Linked DNA regions of Homo sapiens: region 1 is linked to region 2. A link is a loop called in an ENCODE intact Hi-C map of the cell type or tissue named here. Cell type or tissue: dorsolateral prefrontal cortex. All regions are shown on one strand.

The links. Peaks named below come from ENCODE experiments on the same cell type or tissue, not always from the same donor. Only the 100,000 strongest peaks of a DNase experiment are listed, where the experiment ranks them.
Region 1: a loop joins it to region 2, with 4 times the contacts of the local background. A loop is called at or near these places in 5 of 110 quality-filtered maps.

What each region holds. Positions count from the first base shown.
Region 1 is chr2:141,937,998-141,945,997 of GRCh38, forward strand. The region is part of intron 1 of LRP1B (LDL receptor related protein 1B); the gene reads right to left. Among named protein-coding and RNA genes, the nearest start is that of LRP1B, 190 kb to the right of the region's middle. In dorsolateral prefrontal cortex, a CTCF peak has its summit at 4,573 (motif pointing left); no DNase peak of the experiment used is centred here; H3K27ac peaks cover 2,578 bases.
Region 2 is chr2:142,127,245-142,135,244 of GRCh38, forward strand. It overlaps LRP1B (LDL receptor related protein 1B), which reads right to left and starts at 3,772. Exons shown (of 91, transcript NM_018557.3): 1 at 3,404-3,772. The coding sequence starts at 3,485. RefSeq lists an enhancer at 3,640-4,839. In dorsolateral prefrontal cortex, no CTCF peak of the experiment used is centred here; DNase peaks (open chromatin) are centred at 3,167, 3,687 and 4,057; H3K4me3 peaks cover 6,828 bases; H3K27ac peaks cover 6,560 bases.

The DNA.
Region 1 (8,000 bases), 190 kb before region 2:
GGTGTGTTTCTCGGGTTTTATGTCTATGATCTATATTATATTCCATTGGCCTATGTGTCTTTTTTTATGCCAGTACCATACCCTTTTGATTACTGCAGCTTTGCAACATAATTTAAAATCAGAAAAATCTTCTGCCTACCGAAGGAAACAATCAAGAAAATAAAAAAGGCAACCTACAGACTGAAAATTTATTTGCAAACCATATATCTAATAAGGGGTTAATTTCTAAAGTATACAAGGAACTCACACACTCAATAACAAAAATATCTGATTATAAAATGAGATGATTAGAAAAGGATCTGAATCAACATCTTCCAAAGAAGAAATAAAAATGGCCAACAGTTATATGAAAATGTGCTCAATATCACTAACCATCAGAGAAATGCAAATGAAAACCACAGTAAGGTTGGTTAGGATGACCATGATAAAGAAGATAAGAGATAAATGTTGGCTTTGTTGTGAAGAAAAGGGAACCTTTGTACACTGTTGGTGGGAATGTAAATTGCTACAGCCTTTATGGAGAACAGTATGGAGAGTCCTCAACAAGCTAAAAATAGAACTAACATACAATCCAGCAATCCTTTTTCTGGGTATGTATGCAAAGGAAATAAAATCAGTACCTTGCAGACACATCTGCACTCCCATGTCCATTATAGCACTATTCACAATAGCCAAAATATGGAAACAACCTAAGTGTCTGTCAACAGATGAATGGGTAAAGACATTGTTATATATATCACTAATCTCTCTCTCTCCATATATGTGTGTGTGTGTGTATATGTGTATCTATATATACATAATATATATGGAATATTCAACTTTGAAAAAGAAGGTCCTGTCATTTGTGACAACATATATGAATCTGGAGGACATTATGCTAAGTGAAATAAGCCAGACCCAGATAGAAAAATACTGAATGACCTCACTTATATGTGGAGTCTAACAAAATTAAATACACAGAAATAGAGTGTTGAACTGTGGTTATCAAGGGCTTGGAGGGGAGAGTTATGGGGAGATGTTGGTCAAAAGTAGGAAGTTGTAGTTATATAGAATGATTAAGTCTAGAGATCAATGTACAGCCTGATCATTATAGTTAATAATGTATAATGAAAATTTGCTAGGAGTGTAGATTTCAGTTGCTTATACTACAAAAAAAAACTATGTGAGGAGATGGTTATGTTAATTTGCTTGACTATAGTAATAATTTCACTATGTATATATACATCAAAATGGCATGCTTTACACTGTATATATACACACACACAATATTACAAAAAGGAAGAATAACTTGACTTACATGGCAAAGGCATAAATATGTAATAATTAAGAGTGCAGAATTAGTACAATCAAAGACACATAAGGAAATACAAAATAGAGAATCTGAACAGAGGACTGTGTATGTATGGATACTTGACATAGAACAGAGGTGTTATTGCAGAAAAACTGGAAAAGGACAAACTCCATGGTGTGTAAGAGCTGGCCTGCTCTGGCTTGTGAGAGATAATTACAAAATTTTCAGGAATGTGTAAGTCAATTATTAAACATACTAATTAAAAATTAAATTATATAAATAAGCAATAAATTATACTAAAACCAAAGTTAATAAATACTTAAAACCTAACTTTCTACTTATTTGGCTGTATTTTACTATTATATATGTTTTGATGTCATTTACTTCTCTTGTATTTGCATGGTAAAAATAATAGATAATGGTATATCACTGTTCATCATTGCTCGACTGTTTCATCGATGTCATGTTAATATATTGAAATCAGCATTGTTAGGTGGATTTACACCATTGAAATTGGCAAACACTACAATAAGGTATTTTCCCCTCTGGCAAGTCAGTTGTTAAACATTTAATAGCACAGCACTGGACAGCCCTTTTCTGTAAGTGGTGCTGAGACAAATGGACAAGCTTATGAAAATGATTAATTTGGCTCACTATCACTATGTCACATTATATGCAATATCTTTGTGGAATAAAAACCTAAAAGTAAGTGATAAACATTAAATCTCAAGTCCTCAGTATAAGGATTTATGAAACAAAACACAAGCACTGACTATAATGCAAATCTGACAGACTCAATTGCAGTGCAGTTAAAACTAGTTCACAAATACTACAATGATTAGTGACAGAGTAAGAGAAGATACTTACAAAAATCTACATGAACAAAAGAAATGACAGAGGATGGGATGAGGAAGGATCACAAAGAAGACATATTTTTAAAATATCTTGAATATTTAGAATTCAACAGCTCTCTGTGCAATGCCACTGTACAAAGGTATATATGATTAAGAGTTAATATTTTATTAAAAAAGAAATATTTTCATTAAGTCTTCTTCAATGACGTACTAACTAATGAATAAGTGTGCTTAAACCCAAAGGACTCATAAACATCTACTAAGCGGGGGAAGAAATCTAATATGCTGAAATGCTGATAACTATTCATGTAATTCACAATGTACTCTTCACAAATTAGAGAAGGGTTGCTGTGACTTCTTAATGAAATGTTACTATGTTTTAGATATCGGAAACAGACAGTTGGGGAAAAAGAGCTACGGGTAAATGTTGAATATACTTATCCTGACTTCTATTCATGATTTAACTAAATCCGGTTTCCTTAGGAGGAGAATTTGAATATATGTGTATTTTTCCCTAAATCCTTTTACTCTAGTGTAATAAAATACAAGTGTGTATGCAGATTCAGTTCATCACTGGGAATTGAAAATCTCTCATTTGCAAAGAGAGTAGGATGTGAAATGCTAGCAGTTTTCAGAGTTAAAATTCCTTAGAGAGGAACTAAGAGACAAAGAATTTAAGAACTGTAAAAGACCTTAGGGATAATCTCTTTTAATCACTCCTGTTACAGATGCCAAACCTTGTCTGCAAAGATGAAGTTACTTACCCAACGTCACCTAGCTAGCCAGTGACAATGTAATAGCCTTTGATATGAACCAGTGCATTTCAATGTTAGAGTTACAAATGAATAACTTGAATTCATGTCAGAATCTGATTCCCCAATGCAGTTTTTACATGACTGATTTCTGTAAACATGTTTTAGAACAATATTATGTCTACAGTTAAAAACAGATAAGACCAATGCAATGGCCTGAAAGAATACAGCTTCTATTCTAGTTAAGCAACATAAAAGGATTCACCATTTCAGGACTCCTCAAAATAGATGAGTTAACATTTATTCTGCTGTGAAATATTATGTCTGAGGAATTTCACCACAAAATACAAATTTAAAACATCATTGCATACAATCTGTACAAAGTATTTACAAGCCCCAGTAGCAAGTAGAATATTATGTGTCATGTGTGTACATGGGCCACTCTTTGCTTGATGGTGTATTTGCTAATTCAAATGCAAGGCTCATCACTGCCCTTAGGGAGCTCAGTGTACTGTGAGGCCACAGTCAATACTGTAATAGATGCTTACAGCAGAGCCTCCTGCTGCTGGGAAAGCTTGAGCCATAGGTCTTTCACCTATTCCTTGTTGAAGGCTGCCCTGGGGAGAGGGAAGATGAGTTGAGTTCTCTGAGAAAAAGTAGAGGTTAGCAGCTCAGCTTGGTTAGGATGGGAAAGGAAGATGCATTCCAGGCCCAGGTATCAGGAGGTTGAATGTGGCCAGAGCTCAGGGAACCTGGGAGCACGTGGAACAGTGGGAAGCTGGCACAAAAGGGCAGAGGGTAAACCATGAAGAGTCCTGTAGAGCATTTTAGATGATTCTGGTTTTTATTTCAAGAGCAAGAGGAAGTCATTAGTGTGTTTTAGATAATAAGAGTCCATGTCAAATATTCACTTAAAAATAATCACTCACAATCACTGTGAACTTGGAAAAAGTTACGTGCATCTATATCCTTGCTAATAAAATGATGAGTACCGTATAAGATTCAGAGCAAAGACTATTACATAATGCTTAATCAATAAATGTAAATATATTTCTGGAATATTCTGAAATTTTAATTTCTGAGCAATAGTTTTAAAAACATTGTATTTAATCTCTTCTCCTTCTCTATCTGTCACCCGGACTGGGTGCCTAGCACAATACTCTGTTTCTGGTGAACCTCTGAAGATGCTGCTGATTGACTATTACTCAAACAATCAGTTCATCTGGGTTAAAATTCTTCGGTTAAAATATACAGATTGGTGTGCTTTTGATGAGCATTGTTCTCTCCTCAACCAACCTCCTCACTCTCCGCCCTCGCCCCGCCCTCCACCACACATCTTTTCTCTTTTTAAAGAAGATTGACAGCTTCTTTAGGCACTGTTCTGCTCAATGAAGTAAATAGTTATATGGGTAATTCTTTGAAATGCCTGTGAAGTACAGTAGCAGTTTGAAGCCAACCTTTTTATTGGTAAATTATGCATTTACTAAATCTCTTCAAAACTGGTTCTTGGTTGCCAATAATTGCACTTCCTTTCCAGTGCTTTCAATTTCCCTGAAACACAGTGCTGTTCTGACAAGAGAACACAATTTGTAAAAAACAAAAAACAAAACAAAAAAAAAAACAAAAAACAAACCAACCAAAACAAAACCATACCCTGGTGCCTGTATTTTCTTTTACCCTGCCACCTTGTGAAAGGAACCTGAAACTGCAATTCCATCAATTCCAATTCATTTAACAGTTTGTCAATAAATTTCCTGAACAAGATATCAGATTCTCAATAACTTCTGAAATTATTTTGTGCAGCAGTTTCCAAAACAGTGTCCCTGTTTACTGTATTTACTAAGCAACAGGTCTTTAGGGGTCTTTCTATTTTACTGTGGACAACAGAGACTAGGAGCTGTAAGCAGACGAGGAGACCATATATCTCCTACAGGGGAATGCCTTGCTTCAGGGTCCTGCATATGAGGGGAACACCTTTCATACATCAAGGCTTAGGTTCAGGAACATGGGGTTTTTGGTATTGTTCTACTGAAAGATGTCTTAGAATTGCTCTTTAACCAAGAATACATTATTCGTATTTGAATTTAACAATCTAATTTTTCCTCTGAAGATATTCAGAATTAGATCTAGAAACTAATGATATAATAAGAAAATATTGAGTATAACTTTGCATAGGCATTAGATTTTAAAAGGAGAAAGTTGTGTAGCTTTGTAATGAAAATAAGTAGCTAAGAGAGTTCAGAAATTTAAATGCTGTATTAAATTTGAATCCCATTTTCTACCTTTGTTTGTCTTGGAGGCAATCATTTAAAAATAGACTTTTAAAAGATATATAGCCTCTAATTAACCTATATTTTTATTATGTGGATTCCAAGTACTTAGTTTTCAAAAATCTGTATATATTCCGAAGTGTTATAACAATGGGTCTTGGGCTTCAATTTTGTAAAATGGTTACAATTTACATCTCACTTTCAGAAAGCTTTTTAATGTTACATTTCTCCTTTCAACCCCCTGCTAAGTAAAATAAATGGATTCACATTAGGGTTCTGACCTGTTTTAAGTGTTCGCTTTCTGAAGTACTATTCTTTACATAGGCACTAATAATAGTTTTATATTTAAATTACCAAATAGTGACTATGATTTACCATTAGCCAAATGATACTCTGAGTTTGTTAGACACTCCTTCAGTGTTGCATTAACTCCTTTAGTTATTACTCATTAAACCTCCATAATGTTGAAAATCACTAGAGGAAAAACATCTATTAGAAAGTTTCTTGATCTATTTTTTTTTTTATTATTTACTATAAGCACAGGTGCAATTTTGCCACAACTGAAGTCTTAATACATGACTTGAAGTAGAATAGAAGAGTCCTTGGTAGACATTATCTCCATCTTCCTGTCCCAGCATCATAATGTAGGAAAATCCGGGTTCTTGTCACACGACCAGGAAAGATTAGGCTCGCAGACACTTTGAAGGGTGAGGGGGATGGAATTATTGGGCAAATAGGTAAAAGGAAAAACAATGCAGCAAAGCGATAGAGGGGTTCCTGTTAACAGACCCTCATCTCCCAGATTGAATCCCAGGTTCCCACAGGGGAACAGGAGGGCCAGGCTCCTCCCCTCTGCAAATGGCAGGAACTTCCATGGCTCCACCCTGTTCTCCCAGTGCGCAGATTTGTTGGAGGTTCTCCGGGGACCCGTTTATACTTGGCTGTCTCATTAATGGCACTGAAAGTGACAATGACAGATCAAAGGAGGAGGAGGTGGGGAGACGTTCATCCCAGCTGGGAGGAGTATTTATGCTGGCATTGTTTAGAATTCCTCATAGATGGTGATGATACACACTAGAGCAGCTTTTAAATGGGTTTTTATTATTGTTATTCAATACTGGACAGGAAACGCTCCGTGTTGGAATGCTACTGAAAAGATATAATACTGGTTTATAACCTCTTAAATGTGAAAGTCCCAGACCTTGACAATACTACCTTCCCTATCCTTATTCCTCTTCAAAAAGGCATAGCTTAATAAAGTGGATACCTATTGCAGTTAGTGTGTGGACCTTGCTGGAAAAATCTTGCCTTCCTACAGAAAACACGTCCCAAATGGCCAAGGAATGCTTTGAGACCCTTCATCTCTGGCTGTGTTTGGATAGCACAGTGATTTAAATTTGACTCAAACTCTGCAAATCAAATACTGCCTCCTGAGTATAAAACTGGTATAGAGAATCATCCAAAGAAAATATATATATCCAAAGATATATATCCAAAGAAAAAAGACTTAGCATCTTCTACCTACAATATGAACAGATGGAAAAGCAGAATGACCAGGACTAAAAAATGAGAATACAATAAAATAGATATTTGAAAATAAGTCACGAATACAGGTAAAGGGTAGTGGCATCTTTGTGGTTTTGAATTCTGAGATATCTACCATGCCCTTTCTTCTCCCTCTAACACACACAGGTATGTGTATATACCTTATTTAACTTATCCCTATTTGCTTTAACTGGTTTCTGTCAAGAGTAAGCGTAGTTATCAACAATAAGTGTAAATCTTTGAAAAATATGTTTTTCTTATTTTCAGATTAATTTTTATTGGATTCTATAAGGCACATTCTTGATATCCAGTAACTGCTTTTCATGTATTCTGTTTTTAGTTATATTTTTGTTGTCCTTTCTCCCAAATTTAGTTTGTTGTTAGATCAAAACATGAGTCGTTTTTGGAGCAGACAACAGTTTGTATCTTAGCCCCATAATATTTTCCTTCCTGATTACCACATTCTTTATGCTTTACATTATGTCTTAAAGCTAACATCTCTGTTTTCATAATTTTCTATCATTGCTTGCTTTATATGGTATTTTAATGAGGAATATACTAATGTCCTCATGGATAATGGACTGTAGTAGCAGTTTGTCAAACTAAATCCTGGGGCTCAGAAGATGTAATTCTCTTAAAGACATATTGTACACATAGAGAATGGTTTATTAACCACTAAAATGTTGAAGTTAACTTTTAACGGCCCCACTCTAACTTTACCTCTCTTAAGATATGTATCATTTCTTTTTGAATTTAATTTTTATAGAGTATTATCATTTTGAAACTGATATTCTTCATTTCAGTTTATATTGTATATGTATGTATATATGTATATATATATATATATCTCCACAATTGATCTAAATTATTGAAATTTATTGATAGAAAAACATGTAAAATCTACTATAAAATATTGCCTCTGTAGTTTATTCTTGATTATAATGCCCACCCAGTTTTACTCATTACTAAACAAATCATCTTAAATGCAATTATTAGATTTTTCCCATTCCCTGCCTCCCCCATTCCAAGTTGTACAGAAATCAATGCACTTCATCTGTCTCATAAATCTCAGCAAATCAGAGGCCTTGGCCTAGAGTTGAGCCATACACCATATTTTAGAAGTAAATACATTCCTAAACATATTGTTTCAGTCTGTTTTTCTTTATTCCCAGCCAATTCGAATCCTTGCTAAGGGAGAATGCGGTGATAAGAAACCAGCAGGATTTATTTATTTATTTATTTATTTATTTATTTATTTTTATCTAATTATTGTTAACAGGCACAGTAG
Region 2 (8,000 bases):
TACTGTAAATATTTTCATATAATGTTTTTAATAATGAGATAAAAACATTTTAAGAAATTATTTTGTCTAAAGATATTTTAACCTATTCAAGAAATACTGATTCAGATTCTGATGTATGGCAGAATCCATCCATCCATCCATCCATCCATCCATCCATCCATTCATCTTTTTCCTAAATTTATCTTCAGCTTTCTCTTAACTCCATTTTTCCTCCTGAATTCTGTTTTCTGCAATTCACATTCTTTCTTATTGTTTTAGCACATTTAAATTCTTTCTTTACCTTTTCCATTTTCTCTTTTCTCTCTCACTCAGTTTAAATTTGAGCTTGAGAAGAGAGAAAGAGAACAAATTCAAAGATTAGCAACCTCTTCAAAACAAAACTTTAATGTTATTTGTGGCATATGAAGAGACATAAATCGCAGTTCATTCTTCTTTGAGGGGAGATTAAAATTTTGATATACATTTAATTGCCATTGTTTGATGGTTTTCTATACAGATACATTAAAATGACTATAACAGCATGAACTTTAATTATTTGGAAATGTGTCTCCACATTGTATCATACTCGAGAATTTAACACAGACTAGCATTAGGCCTCTCAATCCCTTTTCAGAAAATTTGACACTTTAAGATATACTTCCTTTTAAGTTTTAATCCTTATCAAGCAATACTTTGATATGATATGACATTGTTATATGACAAATTAGTTGATTCTAAGTGAATCTGATTTATCTTCCAATTTTGGCTGTTAAGAGTTACAAAGATGTTTCCTTTTTAAGATGTGATAGAATGTAATAAAAACTTACATGTACATTAGTTTAGCTCTATATAGAATCAATATAAACTAATAAAATAAACAATAAGGAATTAAAAGACAAGTGCACGTATATGGTTTGAACATAAACATACGAGTTAGTTTCAAGCCTTGTTCTATTTAATACAATGTTTGAACTTATGAATGTATAAAGGAAAAACACAGCTAGAAGGTAATACAAACACTTCTGATATAGTTCATACAGTTTGAGAAGCTACCTATTACACAATAAGTACACGTAGAACCTAAATGTGAATTCTCATTTTTTGTCAAGCAGTTAGCTCTTGCACTACAAAACGCATCTGTATAATTCACATGCCTGTTCTGTTATTCAAGGACGATTGACATAAGCCTGTGCAGAAAGTTACATCTCATTAACCTCTTTCTTGAGTTTATATTCCCATATCTTCTGTTTCAGCATATTAGTGAGGGAAGCTTGTCATAATGCAGTAACACTTTCTTTCTTAACTTTCAACAAGATTTCTCTCTTTAAAATTCCTTTTTCCAAATGGGGCCCATCCTTTTCACTTTTGGTAACTGTGAGAATTTTAGCTCTTTGCTAACAGTTTTGAAAGTGTGTTAAATATATAATAGTGGCAAAGTGCTGGTCTACAATTATTTTTACTTGTGCTATCTGATATAGTACTTCATGTGGACGTGGTGATACAACACGACACTATTTCATTTTTTAGAAAAAAACTAGCAATCGTTTACCATGTGCTCTGCTTCTATCTTAGATGTTCCTCTCCCTCATGAAACTAAATTGGCACCAAATATAATCCTCTTAGTTATTTAATATTCTATCTCAGAAGAAAGTTGTGGGGTCTGTATTTTTTATGTTCTATACAAAATTCTCTTCAGATATTTACTCCAATCATGGTAGCAGTAGTTCTATCCTCATAAATGTATACAAAAGCATTGAGAACTCAGCTTTAGATGAAGTCAAATTTCTGGAGATTGGAGACTCAATCAGGAAGAGCCCAATAGCAGTAGTCTGCCAGTACCATTATATTTTGCTAGCATACTGGGCTGAAAATCTCCATTCTGTTCATCTGCTCTGGTCCAACTTCAAACATTTTTCCTAAGAAAGGTTGAGAGCTGATTGTTCCAGATCAAAGACATCATCATTTCAAGGCGAGCTATGTGCTTCCATTTCATCAGTATAGTTTCCAACCATTCCACACCAACTTCAAGGCAAGTTGAGCAAGTTCAGAAGCTATGGTTAGGTGGCAATGATATGCTTAAAAGATTATCACCAATAAGTGTCAGATTTCCTAAAGGAACTCAGATTAGTCCCACCACTGGTAGAGGAAATAACACGTGTAGGTATGTTACAAAGGCTAGAATCTGGCTGCCAACAGCAGGTTGAATAGAAACACTGCAGTTCATTCCCCTGTTCTTTCCTATAATGAAGCAATATTTTTTGTCAATTCATAATCTGCTTCATGTAAATACAATAACTAAATCTCCCAATGCAACATTCTGCCTATTTGCTTGGCATTGGGATCTGGGTTTCTTTCTCTCTTTCTCTCTCTCTCTCTCTCTCTCTCTCTCTCTCTCTCTCTCTCTCTCTTATTTAAACTAAAAAGCTGAACTATACCAGTCAATATAAGCTCATTTTCTGATTTTAAAAAAATCTATGATACTTCTGATTTTACTTTAACCAGTTAACCATTCCAAGGCCAGGGCCAGTGCCCCAAATATTCATCTAGTATTTTCCTCCCTTTTTCACCAGTGCATCTGTTGTCAAAGATTATTAAACTCGCACAGGGATTCTTGATTTTCCAGATGAAAAGTTTATAGAATCCCGGCTTTTTCTAATTCCTACCTCCTTTCTCCTCTGCTCCCCATATCCATTCCCTTCTAAACTTCTACCATTCACCAGCTGCTTGGAGAAAAAGGAAAAGCAAAGCGCCAGACTGGAGAGAGGCACTCCAGGGGTGGGTTAGCCCCTCAGAGCACCTGGGCTGTGTCACAGACCCTCATAATCGAAAAGTCAATTTCAAGCAGGTGCGTGCGCCCGGAATCGTCCTAAAAGCCTCTCTGCTGATGACAGGACTCTGACCCCAGTCTGCCCCCAGGAAGGGGCTATAGAAACGAAAGGGGCCTGAATCGGCGCTTTCGCCGCTCCACGGACCTCGAATGCAGCAGGTAAGGAAGTTAACCTGGGAGCTAAGTTGAGGGCGGACACGCTTAACGCGGAGAACCTGGAGCTCGCAAAAGCTCGCAGTTGAGGGCCATCGCGGAGGGAAGTCTTTCGGAAATGCGAATTCTCATTCCAACATCTGCAGCGCTTAGAATTCGCGGACAGAAGCGCACAGCCAAGTGCACACACTCCCGGAGGGGACAAAATGGGGACCGGGAAACGGCCAAAGGGAAAAGCTGTGGGGGTGCCGAGGACTCAGGCACTTGGTTCAGAAATCCCGCACCGCACCTCTCACCCCCGCACAGGGCCAGCGCACGGTGGTCACCCGGTCCCGGGGAGCGGAGCTGCAAGGACTTAAGTTTCACACTCACTTATCTGCAAGCATCGCCCAGCAGGAAAGCCAAGGAAGTCAGGGGAGGGGAGCGGGGAGGTGTTCTCCTTACCTCGGTCGGCTCCCACGGTCAGCACCCTGGCAATCGGCAATAATCCCGAGAGAGTGAGTAAGGCGAGGAGAAACTCGGACATTGTGGTCGCCCGGTAAGGAAGCCTGCGCTGGAGACTGCTCGGCGGCACCTTCGGCCCGGCGGCGGCGGCGGCGGCAGGGGCCGCTTGGAGCCTGGAATCGAGCGGCGTCATTTACAAATGTCACTGGAAATTCTTCAGCTCAATGAGTCCAGCCAGTCAGCCTTCTCCTGCCTGGAGCAGGATGTGGAAGGTGGAGGGATGCGCGCGTGCGGGAGAGAGGAGGCAGAGCGTGTGTGAGCGCGAGCGAGACGCCCGTGTGTCTTGACTTTTCAATGCAGGGTACGTCTGATCTTACATCACGCAAGAGGGGCAGTGAGAGATGCCAGCGGATGGGAATTCACTGATTAATCACCGAATCCACCACACACCCCTTCGTCGTTCACATAAATCACATCTATTACTTAATAAGAGGCATTTAACACAACAGGAAAATACCACCGCGAACGGAGAGCGCCACAAATCACAATTATTTTAATCCCCTTGAAGGGAAAGTAACTCGAAGCTGGTTCTGTGGGGATTTGGGTCTTTGGAGAAGGGAGAGACTTCTGCATTGGCCTGAGCCAGCCAGGCGCCTACAATGCTCCGCAGTTCACAGCCAGCTGAGAACCCTCAGCCGAGCACAGGGCTGCTTCTGCAGGCAAAACAAAGCTTCTCCCTTCGTTCCTCGGAAGCTTCCTTCCCGGGAAGGAAGGACAAGCCAAGGAACAGAGCTTCTCTTAGGGAAATGGTTTCCTCGGCTCTACACAGAATCCCAGTACTTCCTGAATTGCACTTTTAACTTTTATGCTGAGCAGCACCTGGGGACAAAGAGGCAAAATTTAGTGACTCAGCAGAAACAGAAAGCAAAACAACCCCCAAAGTCATTAACCGTTGCGTAAGAAGGGAAGGTTAATGGAAAAGGCTATTGAGGTCCCCAGGCAGGGAACAATAAAGCAACGAATTGGCAGCGTTTTTCTCTGGGGTTCTGTCTTTAAAAGGGTACTTCGAGCCATTTTAAACAGGCTTTGAGGGTTTTGTTGTTTTTGTTTTGTGTTTTGTTTTGTTTTCCTTTTCCATATACTACAGGGGCGGTGTAAGAACTTTCCCGAGCCATCGGAGGCATCAACGGGAATCACTGGAATAATAATATTAGTAAAGTTGTTTTTATGACCACTTAAGTTTACAACATGATCATCCCAGTCCCTAAAATTTTAGTTTGCCATTACAAAGTGGCTACGGAATTAAAACTCAGAAATCTTAATAGTTGTAGACTTACTTTCTTCCTTGTAACATCAGGAATTCTCTTCTAAGAACAAGAGTTGAAAAGGTTTTATATTTAATATTTTGAAACTGGACATGAGTGGAGAGGAAAACTATGAGAAGGGAACAGAACTAAGGAAGAGAACGATTGAAAAGTGAAGGAAGATGCTTTAAAAGCTTTATTTACTTTGCTGTTTGAGACTTATAAGTGAATGCCAGCATTACTATCTACCTATTTATGAGAGTAAAATTATCCAGAAATATCTTTAGATGCTCCTTTGAAGCCATTAAAAACTGGACTAGATGAAAGAACACAGAGATGACTTTGCAGAACATTGTCAATAATCTGTGGATTTCACCTTTTTATTCTTACTCTGTGATTATAAATGTATTTTATGTCACTTTTTCCATGTTTTAAATTATAAAGTTTACTTTCCCTTGAAAATACAACCATTTTGTGTTTGAAATATGACTCCTACATTCAAAAGTGTATGCTTAATTTTTTTTTTTTTTTTTGAGACGGAGTCTCTCTCTGTTGCCCAGGCTGGATTGCAGTGGCGCGATCTCGGCCCACTGCAAGCTCCACCTCCCGGGTTCACGCCATTCTCCTGCCTCAGCCTCCGGAGTAGCTAGGACTACAGGCGCCCACGACCATGCCCGGCTAATTTTTTTGTACTTTTAGTAGAGAAGTGTATGCTTCTTTTCTTCTAAAGTTGTTACATGTCTAATTTTTCCTAGATGTTTTTATTATTTCATAATATAGTGTACAATATAGAATAAAAAGATTTTTTTACATATTTTACTTCATACTGAAAATTCACAAACTTTGAAATGAGTGGCAGAGTTTAAAGAATATGTGTGTGTGCGCGCGTGTGTGTGTGTGTGTGAGAGAGAGAGAGAGAGAGACAGAGAGAGATTTGAATGATGTGCCAAGTAATAAATGTTTCTTTCTCGAGGGTCCACAGACCTCTGTATTGTATGACAAACTTATTCACTGGGACAACGTAGCAGGTGTCTTTCTTACATGATCCCATTCAGTCAACTAGAAGGTCAGCTATTAGGAGATCTGTATCCACTTAACTCTTGGCAAGAAAATGAGGAGTGCTTACAAACCATACTAAGGACATCCAGATTCTTCCTCTTCTGAAAGATTACCACCAATCGCCCTCCACTTCACTGCAAAGTAAAGGAAAGCAGCCAGGAACAGTATGACCCACCAAAGACTTTTACCACATACTAAAGTGCCCCAATGCTATGATTAAAAATCACTAACTCATTCACTTCTGTAGTACGTGCAGCAGCCCTAGATTCCATGGTCAGCTTGGAAAAGGGAAAAGCTAGGAAAGATCATAAGAGTAGCAAATACTCAGGAGATTTTGTATTCTAAATATACAACATTCCAAATACGTAGAGCCTCCTAATAGCCTGTTAAATGAATTAGCCAGAGTAAAAACCATATGATCTTTTTAGATCATCTGGTTGACTTTTTTATTTCATTGAGTGGAAAAAAATCAAAAATGCATTGTCTGCACATTGTGACCAGAATAATAAAGCAAAATAGAATTCTTAAGTAATCACCAATTAAGTCAGTAATCATGAATGACATAGGACTCAAAACAGTTACTATAAAATAGTGATAGTAAATATGGAAGATTAGTTACTAAAGTATAGGCTGGAGCACCAATAAAAGGTAACATGATAAGCCTAATTTCCACTGTGAATTAATCTTAATGAAGTATTATCTATAAAATAAAATTTGCAGCTTTAGGCTGGACACAGTGGCTCACACCTGTAATCCTAGCACTTTGGGAAGATGAGGTGGGAGGATCACGAGGTCAGGAGATTGAGACCAATCCTGGCCAACATGGCGAAGCCCCGTCTCTACTAAAAATACAAATATTAGCCGGGTGTAGTGGCATGCACTGGTAGTCCCAGCTACTCAGGAGGCTGAGGCAGGAGAATCGCTTGAACCTGGGAGGCGGAGGTTGCAGTGAGCCGAGATCGCGCCACTGCACTCCAGCTTAGGGGACAAAGTGAGACTCCATCTCAAAAAAAAAAAAAAAAAAAAAAATTGAAGCTTTATTTTAAGACCATGATTAATAAAGATCTAAATGGTATAAAACCTCTCTCAAAAATTTGGTGAAAGTATAGGTGCTTAGGTATGCACCAGTACTTAAGTGGACAACAACACATGAACTTAAATGCTTGTTAAGAGTTTTTAAGACTAAAATTTATACTAAGGACACTGATTCATACCAAGAAGCCAAAATATGAAATAAACAGATTAAATATTAAGCAGAAAATATATATTTGCTCCAAAACTGAAATAAAGCCGGTGTCAAAATGAAATGGGATAAAATTGTCTGTCCCACATCAAATCTCTTATATAAAGTGGTTCTTCTTCCAGATATTCTTTGAAAATGACCAGTTTATAAAAGAAGATTGGTTTCTATGAGCATCAGTGAGGTTGATAAAAGTGTAGACCAAATTTGAGCTTTAAAATTAAATAATTTGCTCCTAGGTTTTAAATGACCATTGAATGTTAATGGATCATAAATAAATGAAAAGCTTAAGTATAATTTTCTATGAAATACTTTTGTTTCCCCATAATATATGCTTTAATGAAAAAATAAATTAATAAAGTGCACTATTAGTGAAGAGGGAAAAGCTTGAGTGAGCGTTCGAATTTTGTTTGTTACTAGGCTCCATTATAATTTATTCATTCTAATCAGAGTTATTAACACTGACAAGTTAAATTAATTCATCAAACTATAGAATATTATGAAATCTCTCATTAAGATAAATTAAACAAAGTAGAACCAATCATTCTTCCTTTTTGTTTTAAAACAACACATGAATGCTAATTATCAGTCAGTGGTAATCTTACACTTCCCAATTAGAGCCACAGTTTCCATACATGTGATCAAACATCACATTTCATTTCTGCTAACTTAATTATTTTTGTGAGATTGGATTTCTTACTGTAGATAGTAACAATTTGTGCTACACATCTGAACATCGTTAAGTTAGGGAGAGGACGTGTGTCTAAACAAGCTGGAGCTGACAGTCTGTCTCATGGAAGAGATGTGTGTGAAGGAGAGTTGGCCTGAAAGTTAGGTTGCTAAGGATTTCTGCAGCTATCATTGCAAGGCCTGCTAAGTTTCTTACCCTGCCTTTTTCCAGACAGAAAAGTTGCCAGGCAGCAGCAGACACAAGATGAAAAAGAAAGGGAAGAGACTGAGAGAGACAGGGGGCGGAGGAGGTAGAGAGAGAGAG